Regions from separate parts of the Homo sapiens genome. Here all the other regions are linked to region 1. The links are chromatin loops, found by intact Hi-C in ENCODE. Cell type or tissue: heart right ventricle. All regions are shown on one strand.

Evidence for each region. Peaks named below come from ENCODE experiments on the same cell type or tissue, not always from the same donor. Only the 100,000 strongest peaks of a DNase experiment are listed, where the experiment ranks them.
Region 2: it touches region 1 in a loop (2.1-fold over the local background); 14 of 110 quality-filtered maps call a loop at or near these places.
Region 3: a loop joins it to region 1, with 2.3 times the contacts of the local background. A loop is called at or near these places in 36 of 110 quality-filtered maps.
Region 4: it touches region 1 in a loop (4-fold over the local background); 29 of 110 quality-filtered maps call a loop at or near these places.
Region 5: it touches region 1 in a loop (15-fold over the local background); 98 of 110 quality-filtered maps call a loop at or near these places.

The regions. Positions count from the first base shown.
Region 1 is chr5:150,216,156-150,221,155 of GRCh38, forward strand. It overlaps CAMK2A (calcium/calmodulin dependent protein kinase II alpha), which reads right to left. Exons shown (of 19, transcript NM_015981.4): 19 at 3,336-5,000. Among named protein-coding and RNA genes, the nearest start is that of SLC6A7, 29 kb to the left of the region's middle. In heart right ventricle, CTCF peaks have their summits at 2,192 (motif pointing left) and 2,399; a DNase peak (open chromatin) is centred at 2,186.
Region 2 is chr5:150,042,029-150,047,028 of GRCh38, forward strand. It overlaps HMGXB3 (HMG-box containing 3), which reads left to right. Exons shown (of 20, transcript NM_014983.3): 16 at 3,438-3,657. Among named protein-coding and RNA genes, the nearest start is that of CSF1R, 42 kb to the right of the region's middle. In heart right ventricle, no CTCF peak of the experiment used is centred here; no DNase peak of the experiment used is centred here; H3K27ac peaks cover 3,516 bases.
Region 3 is chr5:150,034,515-150,039,514 of GRCh38, forward strand. It overlaps HMGXB3 (HMG-box containing 3), which reads left to right. Exons shown (of 20, transcript NM_014983.3): 12 at 2,122-2,423; 13 at 2,886-3,013. Among named protein-coding and RNA genes, the nearest start is that of HMGXB3, 36 kb to the left of the region's middle. RefSeq lists enhancers at 703-752, 873-1,082. In heart right ventricle, no CTCF peak of the experiment used is centred here; a DNase peak (open chromatin) is centred at 2,228; H3K27ac peaks cover 880 bases.
Region 4 is chr5:150,022,286-150,027,285 of GRCh38, forward strand. It overlaps HMGXB3 (HMG-box containing 3), which reads left to right. Exons shown (of 20, transcript NM_014983.3): 7 at 1,977-2,395; 8 at 4,421-4,596; 9 at 4,735-4,832. Among named protein-coding and RNA genes, the nearest start is that of HMGXB3, 24 kb to the left of the region's middle. In heart right ventricle, a CTCF peak has its summit at 2,476; no DNase peak of the experiment used is centred here; H3K4me3 peaks cover 504 bases; H3K27ac peaks cover 4,118 bases.
Region 5 is chr5:150,159,145-150,164,144 of GRCh38, forward strand. No RefSeq gene overlaps it. Among named protein-coding and RNA genes, the nearest start is that of CDX1, 5.1 kb to the right of the region's middle. RefSeq lists enhancers at 926-995, 1,782-2,691. In heart right ventricle, CTCF peaks have their summits at 2,636 (motif pointing right) and 4,585; DNase peaks (open chromatin) are centred at 949, 2,231, 2,647, 4,547 and 1 weaker place; H3K4me3 peaks cover 65 bases; H3K27ac peaks cover 5,000 bases.

The sequences.
Region 1 (5,000 bases):
ATTGATCTAGCTGAGTCAGGGGAGGACAGGGAAGTGGGAAGCCTGGGGTGGGGCTCCCTGATAACTGCATCTTCAGGCTGCCATTGTGACTGTGGAAACGGGGTGGGGACAATGCGGGGAGGGGGAAGGGATGCTCCATGCAAATTCCCAAACCTGGGCTTTTACTAAAACTACAGCTGCCTGGACCCCTGCCCAGAAGAATGGCTCTTATTCTGTGAGGGTGGGGCCCAAAACATCTGTGTGTTTAGCAAACTCCCTGGTGAATCTGCAGCAGCCAGCTCAGTTCTCACATATGGGGCCCACAGGTTCAGTGTCATTGTAATATGAGGAAACGAAGGCCCAGAGAGGGGATGTGACTCCTCCAAGGTCACTTTGGGAGAGGATGCTGACAGTCCTCCCTTTTCTCCTGGAAGGAAGGAGTCATCCCCCTCCAGCTCCCTCCACCTCCAGTTGAGGCCCTGGGTCTGGGAAGGAATGGCTGGGCCAGGGCGTCCTGAGGGAAGTGGCCTCTGAGACTTTGGTGGCCCTGGGTGGAGAAGGGAGGGCAGGGCTGGTCCCAGGAGGAAGGACAAGGAGAGGGCATTTCCACGGGACTGGACCTGCCCCACCCTGCCCTATGCACACCCCCCAGCACCTGCCAGGGGATGTTTCCTGAAAGATTTAGCACAACCCATGCCCTGAGAAGGCACCACATCATGGCAGATTCGGGGCTCACTCAGCCCTTAGACACCTCCGGCCCCCATGGCCTCCTCCCAAGCCTGTTCTGCTCACCCTGCCGCCACAGTTCTGGGCTCCCAGCCTTTGCTCTGGCCTCCACACTCTCCCTGCCTCCATCCCATCAAGCACCCCACGAAGTTTTATCCAGCCCAGTCACCATCTCTCCTTCTCCTTCCTCTGGGCTCCTGCACACTTTGCACCTCCAGATCCAGCCCCCATCCCAGCCTTCCTTGAGTTCTTGCTCTTTGCATGTCTCTCACTGTCTGGAATGGCATCAGAGATTCTTGGGGGACAGAAGTCATGAGACAGGTCTAGCTTATCACTGAGCCCTCCTTGGAGCCCAGCCCAGCCACAGCATGCCCCAGGGAAGCAGGTGTGGGAAGCAGGTGTGGGAAGCAGGTGTTCACAGCAGCTGAGAGCCTCAATCTCACCTCCCTCCCTCGTGCCCTGGGCCATCTTGGGTGGGTTCCTTTCCTCTGGGCACCTTCTTATTAACGGAATAAAGAGAATAGTAGTGCCCTCAGTGGAGGGGTATGCTGAAGATTGAGAGAGCACCTATAAAAGAGGTGGGGCGTGCCTGGCACTCAGTCAGTTCCCACTGTTAACCGTTGTTATTTCTGGGTGGGTGGAATACTCATGCCCACACAGCCTCCACTCCTCCTTCATTCCAGGGGCACATCTGCTAGGGGTCTTCTCTATGCAAGAATGACAGTATCTGCCACGTACATCCGGAGCACGGACAAGATGCTGTCCTGCCTTCAAGGAGCACACAGTTCTGCAGAAACTTGCTTAGGTGACTTCAAACCAGAGATCTGTGGTGAGGAAGGTGGAGCAGATTGTGGAAGCCCATGGAGGGACCTAGCCCAGGGACGGGGGAGGCTGGGGAGGGTGAGGGAACTTCCCAGAGAAGATGCTGGAGCCATGTCCTGAAGGGTGAGAAGGTGTCACAGTGCGCTCAGTGGGAAAATGCAAGGGAAATGGCCCTCTGCAGTGCCCTTTGGAGTATGGAGACTGTGGGTGTAGACAACCGAGAGAGAAGACAGTAGCTGGAAGGGGACAGAGTGTCAAAAGGGGAGGAGGTCCTAAGAATCCCAGTCACTCCTCGCTGGCTGTCCAGAGACCAGGGACAGGGCAGCACCGACCAGGGCAGGGGAGGCCCCTGGAGGGAACAGAGCACTGTGCTCTGAGTTAGAAGGCTGGGGTGAGCACTGGTCAGAGTCTTGCAAGAAGTCTCTTTGCCTTTGAGTCTCATCATTTTCATCTTCAAAATAGGACTGTTGTAACTAGGACAAGAGGTGTTGTGAAAGCACTTTGTGAACTGTAGAGCATCATTCTCCTGTGAGATAATAATAGTGTTTTAAGTGGAGTCGGTACTTTTTGAGAGTTAAAGGATATCTCACAGGGCATGGTAGACGTACTAGGGCCAAGGACTGCCTGAAACCTGCTCCTGTGCTGCCACCTGCTGGTGAAGGGACACAATGACCACCCAAGCCCTCAAAGCTTTCTGCAGGGGCCAGGCAGGAGCCACTGGGGCAAGTGAAGGCAGGGCTGGGAGGACGCCTGCCACTAAACCCTTGAGGACATCGGTGATGTCCGCAATAATAAAAAACTCTTCATTTTTTACTATTGGCATCTAATTCAAATTTAAAACATCATCCGCAAAGGTGGCAAATGGAAGCCCCCAAGCCTCTCTTGCTTTTCTCAGCCTTGGCCTGTGTTCTTACTGTGAAGGTCCTCCCCTGTGTGCAAGGGGCACACTCCCTATAGACACTGCCCCTGGCCATTCCACACACCAGCAGTGAGGATAGACCCGGAAGGCAGCTGGTGCAGGGATTCTGGAGTGCCAGGCACCCGGAGTATGGTCTAGAGGGAACTGTGGGCTCCGATGGGCACCTTTCCTTGGCCCCGTGGCATCCAGGCCTCTGGGCAATGGATGGGTGACCAGCTTGTCTGGTTGGCCTGGTGCTGTCCTGTTTTGAGCACTGAAAATCTCACACAGGTATCTGGGAAGGTTGGCCACTCTACCGTGGCCTGAAGGTGGCCAAAGCCTCTGCATCACCACTTTGGCTCTGCCCTGCCAGAAGCCAGCAGCTCGGGCTCCAAGGACCAAAGTGTCCCAGGCACTAGGTCCAGACATATGTTTATGGGTAAAGAGACCCTTCCTCCCCTTCCCCATTCTTTAAAGCACTCTCTGGCATGGTGAGTCCTGAGCACTCATCTGTGAGGCTGGGCTGAGGGAAGAGAATGGGTGGGGGACTTGTGGAATAACCTCCACATTGTACAGGGAAACTGAGGCCCAGAGGAGAAGAACCTTGCCCCAGGGCCCAAGAGAGGCTTTAGCTCTTGGCTGCTCAGGCAACCCATAGCCACCCCTTTGCTCTTGTTGAGGGTACCCCCATGTGCCTGGGAGAAAGCTGACCCCATCCCTGGCTCTACAGGTGGGGCATGTGGTCCAGGCATAATCCCACAGTGACTGGCTCAGCCTTGAGCATGTGACCACAGTTGGTCCAATCAGAATGAAGACCAGGACTTTTATTTTGCCATGGGGCAGATCTGGAACTGGAAACTAACAAAAACCTCCCAGCTCAGGGGCTTGACCAAGACAGGGACACACAGAGTGCACAGAAGTTTGTAGCTATTTATTGCACTGAAAACACCAAGAATAAAACAAACGCCCCTTCTTCCCATCCCACCCGCCCCCCCCAATAGCAGAAAGTTTGAGCAGTGTTCATTCAAGTTCACAGCCACATATTTTTAAAAAAGAAAAGAAAAAAAAAAAGAACTAAAACAAAACCCCAAACAAATAGTAACAAAGAAACCAGCACGGGGAGTCTGGCAAACTCATCCCCCAAAAGGGTCTCCCTTTGAAGGGAGACAGGAGGCCTTGGGTCAGGATTCGCACCATGGTGGGCACAAACCCAGGAGAACACTTTCCTGTAAACGTGTTTTCATGCTGGAGCCAAGGTTTTGACTTGGGTTTGGATTTTTATTTATTTATTTATTATTATTATTATTATTATTTTGCATCTAAAGGATGTTTTGGAGGAGCACAGAGTTTGTCTGGTGAGGGTAGGCTCTGGGCAGATTTTTCTGTGAGTCTCCCCTGCCTGCCACATCAGGATCATCCCTGGTGCCCTGTGGTGGCACCAGGTGGCTGCCCACCCACAGGCGTGGCCTTCACAGTGGGGGCCATCTCAGCCTGGGGTAGCGATCTGCCTCCACTTCTCTGGCACTTGGAGAGTGACACAGTGGACAGGAGGTGTGTCAGCCAATGAAAGGCAGGACCTCAGGCTCCTCCAGCTCAGTTTCCTCTGGCAGGGAAACCAAGCTCCAAAGAGGGAAAGGAACTTGCCCAAGGTCACACAGCAAGTCTGGTCAGAGCTGGGAATTGAAGCCTACTCACCCCAAATCACTGCTCTTTCCCCTGCAGTCCACTGCTGAAAAGCAGTTGACAGGCACCGACGAGGGGAATCAGGGGCAGGTGGGGGAGGGGATGGAGCCTGACCAGGTCTAGAAGTAAACAGGAGTCCAGCCAGTGACTATCCCTGCCAGTTCCTGCAGGTAAATTAGGCTTCACATAGCCAGACGTTTGCTCCTTCATCGGCTGGATGGGAACAAAGAACCCTTTTAACCAATGAGGGAACTGAGGCTGAAGAAGAGCTCAGACCTTGCTCGGTAATTACAGCAGCCCCTGGTGAAGGCCACACCCTCACCCTTGACTGGGGATGGCTGTAGGGAACTGGCAGCTCAAAAGGGGACAGGTGGTTTTGCCCCTGGGATAATGGGATCACTGGGCCTTACTGGGAAGCCCTCTGGGCCTGGGGCAGGCCAAGAGCCTGCCCCTGGGCCTGGGCAGCAAGGTCTCTGCCAAGGACAGAGGCCAGTGATGGACCAGCTTGGAAACCAGGAGGCCTGGGCAGCATCTCTCCTGGCCTGCAGACCTGGCGTTGCCTGTCTCACCTGGGCCTGGGCAGCAGGACTTGAGAAAAGAACCCAGCAGACAGCTGGTGATTGGGGAGAGCTCAGAAAATCTCGGATCAAACATCCTCACCAGTTCTGCTCCAACCAACACCCAGGAGGGTCGAGGGTACCGGAGCCTCCTCCAATCCCTGGGGACGTGGCTCTTCCTCCCCTAAAATCCTCCAGAGGGGACAGTATCTCATGCTGGCAAAACACGGCCACACAGAGGCCAAAAGCACAGAGAGGCAGCAACATAATTCCGAGTCGGACACTGAGAATACAACCTCTATTTTTTTTTTTAGTCCAAAACATGTAGATTGGTT
Region 2 (5,000 bases), 170 kb before region 1:
TTCCTATATGATATCCCCAGGGGGTGGATAGCTCCAGTCCTGTCTAGGTGAGGCAAGTGAGTTTTTCCTCCCACAGCCCAAGATTTCATTTAGGGAATGCCAGATGGAAATGGAGGCATTTGTTTATTCAGTTACTCACTTGAAAAATGTATTTATCCAGTGAATAAGTATCAAAAAATATATATAGTAAATATATTGAACATAAACTAAATGCATGTTTTAGACACCTGGGAGATAGTAGTTAAACAAAGTTTCTGTCCTCATGGAGCTCACTTTCTGGTTTGGAGGACACAGGAAACAAATATCTGTCCAGGAGTAGTGAGTGCTGTGAAGCACAGTAAAGCTGGGTAAGAGAGAGAGAACAGTGTCATGGGAAAGGGCATTTGTATTTTATAGAGGGCAGTGAGGGGGGAAGGCCCCTCTGATACAGTAGCATTTGAGTAGAGATCTGAAACCCATGTGGCTTTGTGGAGGAATATTCCAGGCAGAGGGAACAGCTCGAACAGGGTCTGAGGAAGGCTTGCTGGGTATGATTGAGGACCAGCAAGGAGACCAGTGGTGCAGCTCAGAGTGTGGGAGGGAGGGAGGGAGTGGTGGGGTGTATGAGGTCCAGACAGTGCAGGAGGCCGACGCTATGTAGGGTAACATGGGCTATTTTAAGGACTTACACAGAGTGAAATGGAGAGCCACTGAAGGGGTTGGAGGAAAAGAGTGACCTGAGCTAACTTAGGTTCTGAACTGAAAAATTTTCACACAATAATAACATCAAACTCAGATGGCTTCATAGATTAATTAGAACAAATATCCAAGAAATATTATTCCAAACATAGGCAAGTAACAAAAGTGGGCATGTTTCCCCAACTCATCATATAAGGTTGTATAACTTTGGAAACCAAATCAGACATTTGATGTAAGAGAAGAAATTGGGGCTGAATATACTCATGAATATAGATGAAAGTCTGAATAAAATAATAGCAAATCAGATCTAACACAGTAATGCATCATGACAAAGTTAAACACAGGAAAGCAAGGTTGTTTCAGCAGTAGGAAATATGTTAATGTAATTCACTACTTAACCGATTAAAGGGGAAACCCTATATGATAATTTCATTAAATGTATGGGGAAAAAAAAGTTGTCCAGTATGATTCTACACCCATATTTATGATAAAACTTTTAGCAAACAGAACAGTAGGAAATCTTCCTTAACCTTCTTTAGGGTTTAAAAAAAAATCCCATAGATTACTTTTCCCTGTGATCATGCTATGAGGTCTGGTCTACACTCACAGGCAGGGACTGCGCCTTGAATATGCCAGTAGTTGCATAGGAGTGTGAGGTTTCCATCTCTGAACTCTACCATAGTAAACAAGAGCCTGGGACATGAGCTGACTTTCAGGTACTGGACTTGCATCTCATGTGTTCACTGATCAGGCAGGTGCAGAACCTGTAGAGAACAGCTTTGGTGTATTCTGGCAGGACCACTAGACATATTAAGGGTTGAATGCATAGTCCTGTCTTTTACTTCCCAAGTAAGAAACCAGGCAACTAAACCATTTTGTTTGTGTTATCTCATCTAGAGGCTGTTTCCAGATTGATTCAAATCCGCTTGCCTAGTAGTAGTGTTAATAATAATGCAGCTAAGATTTATTGAGCATTTTATTACTATGCCAAGTTCTTAATCTGTGCTAAGTGCTTTACTATATGACTTAATTTTCCCTACAACCCCATGAGGTTTTTATAGACATAGGCACTGAAGCCCAAGGGCCTTGCCCAAGCTCACCCAGCCAGAGAAGGGTGGGGCTGAGATTGACCTTGCTCTTTCTCAGCCGCTGACTGTGGAGTCTGCACCCTAAGCACTGCCATTCTCACCAGTACCTCCTACGACTCTGAGTTCTGTTTCTTCTGATCATATCTGGCCACAGCAAGTTTATGGTTTCCAAGAATAGACAGAGGCCCACCTCCCTGCAAAGGTGCCATCTCCTAGTCCTGCCTGGCACCCGTCCTGTCCCAATCAAGGCTCCTCTGTCCCAGAATGGAGTAGCATTCCCTTCACTCTCAGTTTGCTTGTCTCTTTCCTTCAGTGGTACCAGGTACTTCTTTCATAGAGGTACTTCTTTGTTTTGTGTGTGGAGAGTAGTGTGGTATGTGTGGGGAGAGAGTATCCTGAAGTCTGTGAACTAAAACAGGAAGTTATTGAACAAAACTTAAATATGCTGTTATCCATGAAGAGACTTGTCAGCCCCTCTCTCGGAGTTGTATAAAGGAGGACCCTGTGGTTAGTTTGTGTACTGGGTTGGCATTTCCTGTTCCCTTGCTCCTTGTGGAGAGGATAGACTCAGCTGGCCTCATTCCCCTAGGTGTGCCATTTACACAGAGCATGCACTAAGCACCCCTGTGAGGTGGCAAACAAAGAGGAATAAGGTGAGGAGAGGAGCCTTTATGGGGAGCAGTGGTTCTTGGACTTTAGTGGGTATAAGAACTACATAGGGCAGTGGTTCTCACAACTTTTTACAGTGGAGGGCTTGCTGGGTCCCACCCACAGGATTTCTGACTCAGGAGATCTGGAGTGGGGCCAGGAATTTGCATTTCTAACAAGTTGTCAGATGATACTCTTGCTGCTTGTCCAGGACCACCCTTTGAGAACCATTCCTCTGAGGAAACTTTTTTAAATGCAAAATTAGGAGTTTAGTTCATACAGCTCAAGATGTGGCCAAGGTTTTTACATTTCTAATAAGTAAGCTATACAACTGTGATTGAGGTATTAGGATCCGGGTCACGTTTTGAGAGCCATATAAGAGGGCATTGCAAGAAGAAAAATTGAGTAGCACAAGCGCTATTAATAGATGTCTATAAGAGATAAGTAAATGCTGCCCTGGGTAGAGGAGATAGCTGTGTGCTGATGATGTGTGGGAGGATGTCGGCAATCCACAGGGCCTTGGAAAATGGCTGGAATTTTACTCAATAGGATTCTGCTCGTTCTTGCCAGCCTGGTATCAGCAGTAAGGGTTTGGGCTTTGGAACTAGACCTGTGTTGACGTGATTGTTCTGTCTCTTCGAGTGCTTGAATACTCACCTCAGCCATCCCCAGACTTGTTTTTTAGTAGTTCATTACAAAGTGTCTGGCACATAACAGGTACTCAAATGGTAGCTCCACTTTCTTTGTAAGACAGGGAAAATGACATAAACAAAGGTATAGAAACAGAAGGGATTTAGGAACTATTCATGTCTGGGAGAGTACTATGGTGTGAGGGAAAGAAATGTGACCAAAAGGCAGGTGGGTACAGAGCTGTCAAATTCAAGGCCCTGTGGCAGTGCCTGGCTGTCTGACTTCCCTTCACCAAGCCTTGGCTTCCCTGTGTGTATAATGACGGGGTAGGCTGTTGTGTTGCTGATGTTCTGTGACTCCCACAGTTTGACCTTCTTTATCCTGACCTTCTAGTTCACCTGGCCTGAATTCCTGGGCTCTAATGAGGTAAATGTGGAGGACTTTTGGGCCACGATGGAGACAGAGGTGATTGAGCAGGTGGCATTTCCTGCCAGCATCCCTATCACCAAATTTGATGCGTCTGTTATTGCCCCCTTCTTCCCACCACTCATGAGAGGAGCTGTGGTCGTCAACACTGAGAAAGACAAAAACCTGGATGTGCAGCCAGTACCTGGTAAGGCCACCTGGTGGCTGACTGGGGTCAAAAAAGGGCTCAGTCAAGAGTCTGGGACATTGTCCATGGCAAGATAGCACAGTGGTAGCGAGAGGGCCAGGCCCCGCTGCAGGACTCCTTTCAGAAAGATAATAACAGCCCGTGTCAAAATCCCCTAGAGTTTAAAGTTGTGGTGCAGAGTTTTGAAGAGCTGTCCTCCATCTTACATAGCAGGGGCGCACAGCTCATTGTCAGCCTTCTGGGATACACACACTGAGTAGCAGAACTCCTATAAAAAATGCTGATAAGGCTCCATCCCCAAAGGTTTTCATTGAGCAAGTGTAGGGGCAGGCCAAGGAATCTGCCTTCAAAACAGGCCTCCCAGAGGGTTTTGCAGCTAGTTTTATGGATTAGACATTGAGAAACCCTGGACTAGCGGGTAAGAGGATAGGTTTCTAACAGCTTGAGTTTGATTCCCAGCTTTGCCACTTAGCTGTGTGACCCTCTGTCAGGTCCCATCATTGCCCTAAGCCACTGTTGCTTCTTTTACAAAGAGGGTGCGATAATAGCTACCCACTTCCTAGATCACTGAAGATAAAGTGAGCTAATGCGGTTAGAGTGATAGCCGCCTTTTTTAACTGTAACCCATAGTGAGAAATACATTTTGTGTCATGACGCAGAATGATATTCGTACATATGCAAGTGTGTATAACTGAAACAACATTCCCAAAACAGTATTTTTCTTTATTTTCTATCTTATTTCATTTTTGAATTTTTGGATATGACCCACTCAATTGATATTGTAATCACTTAATATGTTGTGATCCACTGGTTCTCAAACAGTGCTTCCTAATATTAGATATTGAGGCTGGGCACGGTGGCTCACGCCTGTAATCCCAGCACTTTGGGAGGCCCAGGCGGGCGGATCACGAGGTCAGGAGATCGAGACCATCCTGGCTAACACGGTGAAACACCATCTCTACTAAAAACACAAAAAATTAGCCGGGCATGGTGGCGGGCGCCTGTAGTCCCAGCTACTCAGGAGGCTGAGGCAGGAGAATGGCGTGAACCCGGGAGGCGGAGATTGCAGTGAGCCGAGATCGCGCCACTGCACTCCAGCCTGGGCGACAGAGCGAGACTCCGTCTCAAAATAAATAAATAAATAAAAATAAAAAGATACTGAGGTCCACCTCATATTCCTGCTAATATTTTAAGGGCCCAGGCATCTTTTTTTTTTTTGAGACGGAGTCCTGCTCTGTTGCCCAGGCTGGAGTGCAGTGTTGTGATCTGGGCTCACTGCAACTCTGCCTTCCGGGTTCAAGCAGTTCTCCTGTCTCAGCCTCCCAAGTTGCTGAGACTATAGG
Region 3 (5,000 bases), 180 kb before region 1:
CTCAGGTGACATAGGAAATTATCTAGGGACCTCTTGCCAATTTCAAATCCCACTCTTAAACTTATATCCATCTGTATTTGGTTAACTGAGAACTGCCCACCCCCAGGACCCTCATCTGCAGACCTTCCATCACTTTCCAATCTCCTAAAGTTTGGAGAAATACAGTGTAATTACTGCTTTCCAGAAAATAAAGCACTGGTCAGAACCACAGGGATCTTCTTGTGTGTTGTCATTTGGAGCCCCCTGGTAGCCAGATGTTTTCACATCTCTGAGATGGAATGGTCTTTAGTCCTTTCTATCCTTCATCTCTGGCGAGAGTCACGGGACAGTATTCCTGCCAAGTGGTCTTCCAGCTGTGGTTTCATAGTCATGACTGAGAACACACAGCCTCTCGGGGCAGCTCATTCTAGTGTTAGTCAGCTCTTCTGTAGCCACTGATTAATTAATTCTCTCAGCCAGCCTATATTGAATGCCTGCTATGGGCCAGGCTTTCAGAGATGAATAGGACGTGGCCCTTTCCCTTGAAGAGCTTACAGTCTAGTGGGAGAGAAAGATAACCAAGCTATTACAAATGAAAGTTGTCATAGGTATGCGGAGTTAATAAAAAGCTCCTTATTAAGTGTCCTAGTCTGTTTTGTGTTGCTATAAAAGAATACCTGAGGCTAGGCAATTTATAAAGCAAAGAGGTTTATGTGGCTCATAATTTGGCAGTCTGTACAAGAACCATAGTACCAACATCTTTTTTGGTGAGGGCCTCAGACTGCCTCCACTCATGGTGGAAGGCAAGGGGAGCCAGCATGCATAGAGATCACATACAGAAAAAGGAAGCGAAACTCATTCACCACCTCCCTTGCTCCTGCCCCACGATAATCTACTCATGAGGGATCTGCCCCCCTGACCCAAGTACCTCCCTTTAGGACCTGCCTCCAACGTTGGGGATCACATTTCAACATGAGATTTGGAGACGGTAAACATCCAAACTATAGCATTAAGCATTTAACTTCTACAGAGCCATGTATAATATGTCCATCACATATGAATCAGTATCTTATGTGTGTCTCAGGCATCATGCTGGTTGGGAATCAGTAAATAAGCAGAATCCTACCCTTACTGAAGCGGGGAGGGTGGTGGTTTAGCAGCTGTCAGATGATGAATTCTGCAGTCAAGGGGTGCACTCAGAGAACACAAAGCGGGGAGTGATTTATGCTGCCTTGGCAAAAAGGATCAGGGAGAAGCTCCATTGAAGAGAGACCTGCTTGAGAAAGACCTATTTTTAATGAGTATTTCAGAACATTGTTCCTGGAAGCCTCTGACTGGTATACAAAATTACCTTGTACCCAGAAGCCACCGAGAATTAAAGACAGATAACTTTAAGCAGTGCAGATACTTGTTTATGTATCAAAACTATCATTCATAGAGCCTTCATTGCACCATAGGCATTGTGCTAAGTGCTTTACTTATAATATCTTACTTAATCTGTATAATGGCTCTAAGAGATTACTATTTTTATGCCCCATTTCACAGATGAGGAAATTGAGACTCAGAAAGATTAAGTAAATTGCCTTGGGTCCCACATACACAGCTGTTAAGTGGCATATCCAGAACTGAAACCTGGGTCTGTTATCCTCTAAACCCCATACCTGATGAATGAGAGCTAAGTGTTGAATCCATTACCAAGAGTTGTATATAATCCTCTCATTTACTGATACAGGTTGACTATCCTGTATCTGAAGTGCTTGATACCAGAAGTGTTTTGGATTATTTCATAATTTGCAATATTTGCAGAATACATACTGCTTGAGCATCCCTAATCCAGTGATTCAAAATCTGAGATGTCTAATGAGCATATCCCTTGAATGTTGTCTCAGTGGTCAAAAAATTTCAGATTTCAGAGCATTTTGGATTGGGGTGCTCAACCTGTAGAGAAACTGAGCCCCACAGAGAAAAATAACCAGCCTTTAGTCACACAGTGAGTTATTAGCTGAGCTGGTTAGGAACCTAGGTTTGCCACCTATCAGTCATGGGCCCCATCTGTCTGCTGCTCCCAGACTTTTATTATTTTAGCCTGAAGCTGGCTCTTTCTGCTCTGAGTGCTTGGTGATCAATCCACTCTCTTCCCAGGAGGTGAGCTCACCACTCCCAGATGTACTGAATGCCACAGAGCCCCTGAGCACAGCCCAGAGGGAGATCCAGCGCCAGTCCACACTGCAGCTGCTGCGCAAAGTCCTGCAGATTCCTGAGAATGAGTCAGAGCTGGCTGAGGTCTTCGCCTTGATTCATGAACTCAACAGCTCTCGACTTATCTTGTCCAACGTGAGTGAGGAGACAGTCACCATCGAGCAAACCTCTTGGTCGAATTATTATGAGTCTCCGTCCACGCAGTGCCTTCTCTGTAGCAGCCCATTATTCAAAGGGGGACAAAAGTAAGCACCCCTTAACTCTGCCCCTAGCTACCCCATCCCATTTGGCTCATACTGCTCTTTTCTTCAGAAAACATTAAAACTATAACTGTGAAGATGTTATTCTCTGCCGTTTTTAGGCTTCCTTTAACTTTCTGATTGCTGAAAGTAAAGTAATAATTGGTAATTATCATTTCTGTTGAAATGCCTGAAAGTTATCACCAGATTAGGATTTAGTTTACATCTGGACTGCCCCACACAATGTTTAGGTTTGGGAGTTCATTGGGATTGGTTAAATTATGTAATAAATTCAGAGTTACATTAATTGTAGGGATGATTCCACAGATTCCAACAAAGTGGAAATACCTACCTAGAAAATCCTAAGCTCCAGCAAATGAGAATTTGCCATTGATCACTGAGCCCTGGAACTCCATAAAGAAGTCTCTTTCCCTTCTTTTTTTTTGTTGGTGATGTTTCTGGTACTAGCTCCCTGGCTGGGCCCCAGGAGTGCTGGCTGCTGACAGCCAGCCGTCTGCAGACAGTGACTGCCCAGGTGAAGATGTGTCTGAACCCCCATTGTCTGGCCCTGCACAGCTTCATAGACATCTACACAGGTGGGTGCCAACCTTCTCTTCCCTCAGAGCATCCCAAAGCAGGCTTGGGAACTGCCTCTATGGATGAGACCTCTGGCCCTTTGAGGACTGGGCCTTCTCAGATGGGGCTTCTGAGGAAGGGGGAGTCTTCTTCCTAAATGTCTTAGTCCCACAAGATGACTTTTACCTCTCAAGTGTTGAAGCTCTCAACTGGGATCTTTAAAATAACAGATCTTCATTGTGGAAGGGCTGGAAAATGCAGACAAATAAAAAGAGGAAACAAAAAATCAAGAGCATTGCTACTGCCATGAGATAAACACTTATTTAACAGTGTGATCAATCTTCCAGAAATGTTTATTCATCTGTGCAGAATATAAGAAATTATAGGATGTATAGGTTTATAGTCTTTCTTTGAACAAAAGTACGGTTGTGCTAGATGTTGTTTTGGAATGTGCTTTTTAAACTTAGGGGTACATTGTGGGCATCTTCCTGTGCCAGCAAGTAGAGAAGTACATGACCATTTTTATAGGGATGTATGGTGCTCCAGTTTACACTTTTGTGATTCAGTCTTTGTGTACAGCCCTAATTTGTCTTTTGGACAAATACTCAGAAGTGGAATTGCTGCACATTTACCCTTTCCTCCCCTATTATTCATCAACATCAGGCATTTGTGGAACACTCACCGTGTACCAGCCATTTTAAGACTTTGGTTGAATCCTAAGTTTTGTTTGTAGAATTGAGTGCTGAAGATGAAAGTGTATTTTTGATGTATTCTCTTTGTCTTAGAACTTAATGGTGCTTTATTTTGAATTCATGTTTTTAATGTCTTATATTATTAGATTGAGTTTGTACTATTTTATGCTCTTGCCAACAGTTAACAAAAGTGCCTATTACCCTGTTGTCTATCCAGGCTAGTACTCAGGATTATATATTTATTTAGTCAACATGTATTTTAAAATTTACATGTAGTTAAGTGTGTTGCTCCAAGTTCCATAAGTTCTGACAGATGCACTAAGTGGTGTAACTACCTTCACAATCAATATATAGAACAGGTCTATCACCCAAAACATTCTCTTTTACTGTTCCTTTGTATTTAAACCCATCCCTCTCCCCCAACCTCTGGTAACTGTTTGATCTCATCTTTATCCATATAGTGTTCTCTTTCCCAGAATGTCATGTGAAAGCAATTATGGCACGTAGCCTTTTGAGTCTGGCTTCTTTCAGTAAGTTAATCCTTTGAGAGTCATCCATATTGTGTTTATCAGTGATTTATTCCTTTTTATTGTGGAGTAGTTTTCTGTGGTGTGGATGTACCACAGGTTGTTTAGCTGTTCCCCATGGGAGGATATTTGGTTTGCTACCGGTGTTTGGCAGTTACAAATAGAGCTGCTACAAATATTTGTGTACCAGCTTTTGTGTGAACCTAAGTTTTCATTTCTCTTGGGTAAATACCTAGGAGTCAGATTGCTGGGTCATGTGGTAAGTGTGTGTTTAATTTTATAAGAAAACTGCATTACCAAAGTGGCTGTACCATTTTGCATTCCTTCCCACAATGGGTAAAAGTTACAGTTTGCTCTACATGCCAGTACTTAGCATTATCTGTTTTTGTTTTTCAGCCATTCTAATAGGTGTGTCTCCGTATAAACTGTAGAGTCAGCTTGTCAATATCTACAAAGTCCTGCTTGAATTTTAATTGGATTGTGTTCAATCTGTACACATCAATTTGGGAAATTTTGACATGCCTAACAATGTTGAATCTTCCAGTCCATAGTCTTTCTCTCCATTTTAATAGGTTGTCAGTTTTTCTAGTTTCAGCATATAGGTCCTGCCCATATTTTGGTAGACTTACATATAAGTATTTTACTTTTTTTTTTCAGTGCTAAATGACATGGTTCAATTTCTAGCTATTCATTGCTAGTATAGAAGTATAATTAAGTTTGTCTGTTGACTTTGTTTTTGTAAATATTATAATTTTTTTAAGTTTATCAATTTTATAGGTAAAAACTTG
Region 4 (5,000 bases), 190 kb before region 1:
ATGACTCACCTTTTGTTGTATTGTTCTAGAGTTCATACTGGCTAAAATTAGCCCAAGAAATATGTGGCATAGTTCCCAATGAGTTGGATAAAACAAAAGATAGTATATAAGGCTGTTTAGCTCAAGGCTTCATTCTTAAGGCTCTCTGATGGCAGCAGTTGAGGTCTCTCTGAGCCTGCAGCCTCAGAGAATTTTGAAAGTAACATCTAAAATGAGTAGGCTGAGTTAATGAAATGTGAGATCACCAGGTAGAGTTGTTTTGCTCAGATTGCTTAAATTACCCAATCTTTCTGTGGTGATTTTTGTCTAAAATAGCCTACTTAGTAGGCAGTGTTTGCTCAAAAATCTTATCTCAAAAAATGAGTTTAGTCTCCTGTTTTTCTGCTAAATTTTCCCTCTCCTGCAGTAAATAAGCTCTGTGCACTTGACTTGGAATTTTTCTCCATGTTAACTCACTCTTAGGGGCTATTATGTGTTAGAATCTGAGAATGCTTTACCAAAGAGCTCTTAAGAGGTCACCTGTTACTGGCTCTTTTTTTTTTTTTTTTTTTCCAGACAGGGACAGGGTCTCGCTCTGTCACCCAGGCATGAATACAGCTCATGCAGCCTCAGCCTCCTGGGGTCAAGTGATCCTGCCACCTCAGCCTCTCGAGTAGCTGGGAACACAGGCACACAGGCTGCATACCACCATGCCTGGCTAATTTTTTTTTTTTTTTTTTTTTTTGTAGAGATGTGGTCTTGCCATGTTTCCCAAACTGGTCTTGAACTCCTGGGCTTAGGTGAGCCTCTTGCCTCAGTTTCCCAAAGACTTAGGATCACGGGCATGAGCCATGACGCCTGGCTGTTACCAGTTCTGAACTAGAAGTGCAGTATGCAGATGGCTTTGGAAATGTTGAGGGGTTTTTGGGTAGTAAGCGACTGGGAGATAAATCATTGAAATTTAGTGACATTGGCACAGACACTAAACTTTCTGTAATGTGCAGGGAGGTCCTACACACTATAGAATTAGGTCACCCAAAATGCTGTCTGGCTCCTGTTGACAAATACTGAGAGCCCAACCCTTTGCTATTTCATAAGGGGAAATGAGGATTCAATTGAAGCTTGCCTTATACCACATAACTAATTAGGAGTGGAGCTAAGCTTGATAGAACCCAGCCTTTATGTTTCCTAGTTTACAGTGCCCTTTATGATATACATGGTGGGTAGAAAACCTTTCTGAAGACAACCACTATTTAAAAACATTTTTAAAAGCGTATGTGTGTATATATAATACTATTATTTCCACTGCAGTGCTAATTGGATAAAAGCTAAGACACCAAGGACTTTTTAAAGCCAGGTCTAGCTGAAATAGCAGCTGCCATTTTTAGTGAGTTTGAATATTTGTAGCACATAATAATGCATGAGTTAATTTGATCCAGTGCAAAGTATGTGACATATGTGCAAGTCATTCTTAAGACTCTCCTTAAAGAATCTGGGACAAAAAACAGAATTTTTCCCAAAGGAGATGGGAAAATTTGAATCTGTCCACATGAGGTTGCGGCCACATTGGGATTAACTGAATCTCATAAAAGGACCACCAAGGTGAACAACTTAGGGCTTTTAGGCCCTGTATGGCAGTATGTCACCCTCTTTCTAGACACACAGAAGTAGCCTTTGAATAATGTAAAACTAAATGTAAACCTAAAAAATGCCAACATTTGGTTGATGAAACCTGGAGAAGCTTTTCAATAAGAATTCATTAGAAGATGAACAGTTTTATTCAAACGAAGGCATTTAATGCTATAGTGAAAGGAACCTGTAGCCAGAAAACTTAGATTCAGGCTAGTTTTACACTTGAGATCTTAAGTTAACTTCTTCCTTTCATGGACCTTAGTTTCCTTATTTATTGCCCATATGTTATTAAAAATGAGAGAATGTTTGTGAATGTCATCAACTGTAAAATCCCTTATGTATACAAGGTATTCTTATTTTTCTAGGAAAAGCCAGCCAAAGTAAAAGTGGAATTGGCTTCTGGCGTCTCTTCCAAAGGCTCTGTGGTGAAAAGAAATCAGCAACCTGTCACCACTGAGCAAAATTCCTCTAAGGAAAATGCCTCCAAACTGACTCTGGAGAATTCGGAAGCTGTAAGCCAGCTCCTGAACGTAGCTCCTCCCAGAGAAGTAGGTGAGGAGAGTGAGTGGGAGGAAGTGATCATCTCCGATGCCCATGTTTTGGTTAAGGAAGCTCCCGGGAATTGTGGTACAGCAGTCACTAAGACGCCAGTCGTCAAAAGTGGTGTGCAGCCTGAGGTCACTCTGGGGACAACTGACAATGACAGTCCTGGAGCAGACGTACCAACACCATCCGAGGGGACAAGTACCTCCAGTCCACTCCCTGCTCCTAAAAAACCTACAGGGTAAGTCAGTGTGTTTGTATAATATAGGGCTTTGGAAATGCCCCATGTTTCTTTTATCTCATGTCTGTACAGCATGCCTGAGAGAGGCAGCAGAGACCAGGCAATGGTTCCTGTTTTAGAGATACAGAAACCAAGGCCTAGAGATATATAAAGATTGTCCCTTCCCCCGGACTCTGCTATTCATGTACTGCTGTCAGATTACTTACACATCTCTTCTTGTCAGTCTCCCTAAAGCATTAATTAGAGTCTTGCTGGTATAGGCTCTGGGCAGTATTAAAACTATGAGTTACCAGTCCTGGATACTGGATTTGGAAAGAGAATCTTTATTAAAGCATCCTGTAGAAAGAGTTCTGGCCTTATAGTCAGAGAACTCAGTACTGGTTCTGACTGTTTCTGGCTTCTGTTTGACTTTGGGCATTGTCACTTCATGTCTCTTCACCTCAGTTCTCTCCTCTGAAGAATCTTGAGTTGGATATTAGAAAATCTTATCCTCACAGGCTGACTGTACAAACTGAAGATTGTATATAAAACATGCAACCAAGTACCTTGCAAGTCGGAGGAAGTCACTATCTTTTTCTCCCCTTTTCCTCCTTAAATGCTTAATTGGATTCTGTGTATATCCCTTCCCTGAGGAAGTTGTGTTCTTGTAACTGAAGACCCTTATTTGTATCAATGGTTCTCAACTGGTAACAATTGTGCCCGCAATGAACACCAGAAGCCAATTCCACTTTTAACTTTGGCTGGCTTTTCCTGGAAAAATAAGAATACCTTGTATACCTTGTATGCAAATATGTATGTGTGTGTGTGTATATATATTTTTCCCATTTTTTTTTTAACACAAATCATAGCACAACATACATACTTCTACATCTTGTTTTTTATTTTTATGTTTATTTTTATTGTTTGAGACAGGATCTCTCTTTGTCATTCAGTCTGGAGTGCAGTGGTGCGAACACAGCTCCCTGAAGCCTCATCCTCCCAGGCTCAATCGATCTTCCCACCTCAGCCTCTGGAGTAGCTGGGACTACAGGCACGCACTACCACACCTGGCTAATTTTTGTATTTTTTTTTTTGTAGAGATGGGGTTTTGCCATGTTGCCCAGACTGGTCTTGAACTCCTGGGCTCAGGTGATCCGCCCGCCTTGGCCTCCCAAATACATCTTGCTTTTTTTTGGGATGGAATCTCGCTCTGTCGCCCAGGCTGGAGTGGCGCCATCTCGTCTCACTGCAAGCTCCGCCTCCCGGGTCCATGCCATTCTCCTGCCTCAGCCTCCCGAGTAGCTGGGACTGCAGGCACCTGCCACCACGCCTGGCTAATTTTTTGTATTTTTAGTAGAGACGGAGTTTCACCGTGTTAGCCAGGATGGTCTTGATCTCCTGACCTTGTGATCCACCCGCCTTGGCCTCCCAAAGTGCTGGGATTACAGGCGTGAGCTACCGCGCCCGGCCCCATCTTGCTTTTTTTAAAAAAAATCATGTAGCAATATACTTTGGCGATGGTTTTGTATATTTAAAGGATGAAGCTGTGCACTTTAGACCTTTTGTTTGAGACACGTAAATCACTCTAGCAAATGTTTATTGAGGCCTCCTCTGTGGTATAGGCCATGTGCTCAACATTGGTGCTGCAAAGATGAAGCAAACATGGACTCTGTTCTCTAGGGTCTCTAAGCTGCTGTCATAAGTATATGCTCTAACTAGAGGTAGATTAGATGTTACAGCTATAATAGCGATTGGCATTACACGCTGTAGACATCGTTTTACACTTCTGTGTCTTCGCAATGACCCCATACTGTATAGGTAATTACTGTTCCATTTTACATATTAGAAACTTGAAGTTAACAGAAGAATGAAATTACTTGTCCAGGGCCACACAGCTATTTAGTGGTTGAATTTGAACTCAATCTGTCTAAAGCTTGACAGTTTAACCCCAATACTATCCTCTAAGAAAGCACTATGTAGAGATTGCGCTTTGGTTTTCTTCCCTTTGTTCCAGAATTTCCAGATTTCTCTTCTTATTCTTTTCAGAGCTGACCTGCTTACCCCTGGGTCCAGAGCTCCAGAGCTTAAAGGCAGAGCACGGGGCAAGCCCTCATTACTGGCTGCAGCAAGACCCATGAGAGCAATTTTGCCAGCCCCAGTTAACGTGGGGCGAGGCAGCAGCATGGGACTGCCCAGGGCCAGGCAGGCCTTTTCCCTGAGTGGTAAGGGCTGGGACATACCTGGGATGGAGGGGCTGTCTGACAGGAAAGGGACAGGAGTGGGGGGTTGAGAACGGACATAGAGACTTGGGGAGACTCTGAATGCACTTAAGTCACCAGTTTGGCTCCTGGTTCTCTCAGATAAGACTCCCTCTGTGAGGACTTGTGGTCTGAAGCCAAGCACACTGAAGCAGCTGGGCCAGCCCATTCAACAGCCATCTGGCCCTGGTGAGGTGAAGGTAAGGCCCATTTTCCAGAGTGGGAGCTGTTTGAGGGTCTGGCTGCTTCCATGTAATGTATCAAAGCTATAGGTAAAGGCACATCCCATTTCTTACACGTTGGCAGACCTCTGGGTGGAGGTTAACATGAATGATTTATCTGTTTTTTAAGTAATTTCTTAAAACTTA
Region 5 (5,000 bases), 57 kb before region 1:
AAGAGTTAAATGTCTGGACTCTGATGTTGGCAGCTCCAACCCAGCTCCACCACTTCCCAGCCATGTGACGCTGGGAGATGATATGACCTGAGCTCTCTGAGCCTCAGTACCTTCAACTGTGAAATGGGGACACATGTGCCTACCTCACAGGGTTGTGGAGAGACCTGAATAAGCCATGCCCACAGGCATTTTGTCAAGCCTCGAGCAAAACAAGAAAGTGCCACAAAAGGTGACTGATCCAGCTGGGCGCGGTGGCTCACGTCTATAATCCCAGCACTTTGGGAGGCCAAGGTGGGTGGATCACCTGAGGTCAGGAGTTTGAGACCAGCCTGGCCAACATGGAGAAACCCAGTCTCCACTAAAAATACAAAATTAGCTGGGTGTGGTGGTGCATGCCTGTAATCCCAGCTACTCGGGAGGCTGAGGCCAGAGAATTGCTTGAACCCGGGAGGCAGACGTTGTGGTGAGCTGAGATGGCGCCATTGCACTCCAGTCTGGGCAACAAGAGTGAAACTCCATCTCAAAAAAAAAAAAAAAGGTGACTGATCCTCAGGTGTTACCAAGAGCTGCTGTCATAGAAGTCCACCATCAGGGCTGGAGGGAAGCTCACCAACATGCTCATTACACAGCCGGTATGACTGAGGCCAGTGATGGAAAGGAACTTGTGCAAGGCCTTGTGATGTGTCAGCCACAGACTGGGACTGGAACCGAGGCTTTCTGTCTAGACTCATAAGCCCATGCTCTTCCCCAGAGGAGGGAACCAGGCTGAACAGACCCCCGTGCTAAGACCCCCCTCCCCCACCCACGCTTGTCAGAGCCGGAAGTTGCTGCTCTCAGTGGGGCAGGGGGAGGGAACCGGAAAGGGAGCCTGAGTGGGAGAATTCCCAGGAGGCCGCTCAGCCCTCACTCAGGCAGGGCAGCGGCCACCACATCTGGCTCTCCCACGCTCCTGGCTCTGCCCCCACTCCCAGGCTCCCCAGGCAGAGTTGTGGGGTGGGGGTGGGGGGTGATGAGGAAGCAGCACACATACCCCAGGCGCTCACACAGTCATCTTAGACGTCAGGACCCTAAGATATGTCCCTTCTGCTGGCATGGACACTGAGGCCCAGAGAGTGGAGGGGACTTGTCTGAGGTTCACGGTGGGGCTGAGGGAAGCTAGAATACAGGACTCCTGATCCCCAGCTCAGTGTCCTTCCACCCATGCATGCCCTGAGCAGAGCACGTAGATCCTTGTGCCTGTGGCTGGGGAGCCAGAGAGGCACAGAGTGGGAACTGTCCCCCTACCTCCTGGACACTCAGTGTAGTGGCTTTCTGAGTGGGCAAAAGACCAGCAGGGGCCTTGGGCCACATTCCCTCCCTAGATTCTTAGGACTGTCTTACTGAGCCAGACTGTAGCCACCGAGGTCTGCCAGGGTCCCAGGAGATAAAGGCTTCAAGACACTGCCCATTCAGCCTCTCCTTGCCCCCTTGCTGGCCTCCCTCTCAGCCCCAGGACCGTGGGCAACTTGAGTGTGTCCATCTGGTACACGCAGATGGCTCATAGATCCCCAGAAGAGCAGGGCCCTCACCCTCACTGAATACACTGGCTCCTAAGGTCTGGAGAGCACCAGAACTTTTTTGAGGGCACACAGCAGGCCTAGGGTGGGGCCTCTCCATCTAACACCCAGTTATCACTAAGATAACTGTTCCTCCAACCATCCATCCATGCGATAGAAGTTAATTGAGGACCTACTATGTGCCCTGTCCTCCTGTCCTCACAGAGTTCACAAGCAAACACCGAGGAAACCACAAATTAATAATATCAAATTGTGATGAGTGTGATGAAAGAGACAAAGAGAATAATGAGCTGGGTGGATGGGAGTTCTTGTTCAGGTACAATAGGGCTTCTGTGGGGAGGAAGCAGGCCTGTGAGGCCACACACATTCAGGAGTAGGAACAGTGTTCGAGGCAGGGGGAAAAGCATCTGCAAAAGCTTGGAGGCCAGAGAGATCTTGATGGGTTCGAACAAAGAGAAAAGAATGGTTGAGGCAGAGAGCCGGCAGTGGGATGGAAGATTGGAGAGGTGGTCAGTGGCCAGGCATCAGGGCTTTGTGGGCTCGAGGGAGTCTGACTTTTATCCTGAGGGTCAGTAGGGGCCACTGCAGGATTTTAAACAGGGGACTGATGAGACCAGGTCACCCAAGTGCACTGTGGAGGATGGACGAAAGGGGGCAGGAGGGAGGCATGGGACGAGTGTGGAGGCTGCAGTGGCCGATCATGGACTGAACACTGCACACACACACACCCGTACTCCGTGCTGCCCCCAACTCTTTATCCACCTGAGAGGCTGCAGGAATGCATCTCAACAGGGAGTTTGGGCTTCTGTGTCCCAGCCTGTGCCTGGCCACTTGACTCACAGTATGGCCTTTTTCCTTCCCTGGCCTCTGTACCCTCCTCAGCACGGTGGGTCAGACACAGTGCTTCTCTGATAAGGACATCTATGCCCTGGGCCTCTGGTTCTAGCATCCCCTCTACTACCTAAGTGTCTGTGTCCTGGGGACTGCCACCCTTCCCTACCCCTCTGTTTCCCTAGGATAATCAGTGGCATCCGGGCATTACTGAGACAAGGCAACAGTACGGCGAGTCCTCCAGCAGTACCCAGGAGTGCCAGCAGGTGGCGGCCCCAGCCCCTGGAGGGGTAGGAGGAGAAGAAAGGTGTTGGGAGGAGAGAGGCCTCTGGAAGGCAAAGATGCCTCACAGGAGTCCCCCGCATCTGTCCCTACCTGGAGGTGGGCAGGGCAGGAATTAAGATCCCCGATTCTGAGGTGGAAGCAGGGACTCAGAGAGGGGAGTTAATGTGTCCAAGGTCACAGAGCGAGACTAAGGCTTGGCTGGGATGGGCCCCCCATCCAAAGCCCTTGGACTACAGTCCAGAGAGAGCTTCAAGAGGCTGGCAGTGCAGTGCAGTGGGCCTAACACTGGCCCTGGTGCCCACCAGCTTCTCTTAGGCAAACTATTTGCAACAGAAAGCTGAGCCCAGAAACTTTTCTCTTCTAGGGCCATAAACCTGATTGAAAAACCAAGTTATCACTAAGATCTTTATGAGGCCATCAGCTCTGTGCCCCACCCCAGGAGGCCCTGGCTGGGTGTGTGAGAGCAGCCTGGAGGGAGGGCTTCCAGGGGGAAGAGGGGCCTACCCAGGAGCCAGAGGAAGGAGGGGTCCAATAAACAGCCACTCCTAGGGGCAGGCGATATCAGAGAGGAAGAGGCTGCCCACAGGACAGGGTAGACAGGGCCTTCTCCACGCACAGAGCCATGCTGGACTGCTATCCCAGTCCCAGAGAGCACAGGGGGAGACTGAGGCCCAGGGGCTCAGGGTCACAAGGCGAGTCAGAAGCCAAGGTGGGAAGACCTGCAATTTCAGACTCCCAGCCTGGGTCATTTAAACAAGGTTACAGTGTCCTGGTTGGGGGGAAACTGGGGATGCCACATCGGGGCTGGCTCAGGACTTCTACAGGGGGTCCACCTAGGGTTGAGGGCAAAGGGAGAGCAGAGGCTTTTTTGCATGAAGAAATCAGAGGAGGAAGAGGAACCAGCTATTTGTTTAAGCAAAATCCCAACTAACAAACTAGGGGGCAGGGAGGCACACACAGCTCGCTATCCTGGCAGCGGGGGCCAGATGTAGAAGAAAGAGAAACTTTGGCCCGGCACGGTGGCTCACGCCTGTAATCCCAGCACTTTGGGAGGCCAAGGCGGGTGGATCACCTGAGGTCAGGAGTTCGAGACCAGCCTGACCAACATGGAGAAACCCCATCTCTACTAAAAATACAAAATTAGCCGGGCGTGGTGGCGGGCACCTGTAATCCCACCTACTCAGGAGGCTGAGGCAGGACAATCGCTTGAACCCGGGAAGCGGAGGCTGCAGTGAGCCGAGATTGCTCCACTGCACTCCAGCCTGGGCAACAATAGCAAAACTCTGTCTCAAAAAAAAAAAAAAAGAAAGATAAAAAAAACCTTCCAGCTAGGATATTGACTTCTGTGTGACTTCAGGCAGATGACTTTGCTTCTCTGAGCTCCAGCTTCCTCCCTGCAAAATGGGGCTAACAATCAACCCCACCTCGTTGTGCTGCTGTGAGGAGGAACTGAGATAACACATGCAAAGGGCTTGGGATGATGCCTGGCACTTAGTAAATGCTTAATACACAGCAGTGCTATTGTTGTTGTTATTATTACTCCAGCAAAATGTCAAGGGCCAAACCCTGAAATCTCAGAGAGAACTGAGCTAGGAGTCAGAAAGCCTAGTACAGGGGAATCCACAGAAGTGTGGGGGCCCAATCCAGGATGTGTCCGTGGAGTGGGAGGGACATCCACCCTGGGAGGGCACACTACTAAGGGGACCACAGAGCAGCTGGAGGGGCTCCCCAGGTCGTGCGGGTCCCTGGCTCTGCCCTCTGCCTGATCAGGACAACAGACTTTGCTCCGCTGGGAAGGGACTGCCGCTTTGGCCCCCATCTCTCAGCCACCACCTAGTTCTGGCCACCATCTCCACCACTCCTGGACCCCTTCCCGGCTTCCTGCTGCTCTCTGGCGCCCCGCCTCTCCTCTGGCTCATTCTCCACACACCAGCCACAGCTGTCTTCCCGCCACTGCCCTCCGCCACTCTACCCCTAGATAATACCCTTCCACACCCTCATCAGGCTTGTCCCACCAGGGCCTGCTCTGCCCCTTGCCGGACTCCTCTCTTGCCCCTACCACTCCAGACTGGCCTTTAAGTGCTAAGGGAACAAGTGTCCCCTCGGGCCTCAGGGCCTCTGTTCATACTGACCCTTGACCCCTGCCGCCCTTCCCCACTCCCCAGGGCCTTGACTCACGTGTCACTTCCTCCTGCAAGTCTTCCCTGACTCCTCCCTCTGGGTCAAATCTCCCTATTCCTGGCCCTTGCCAAGATGTAACTTTACCTTTATTTGTGATTATTTGATTCATACCTGTCCACCCCCGCCAGACCCCAACTGTAATTACTG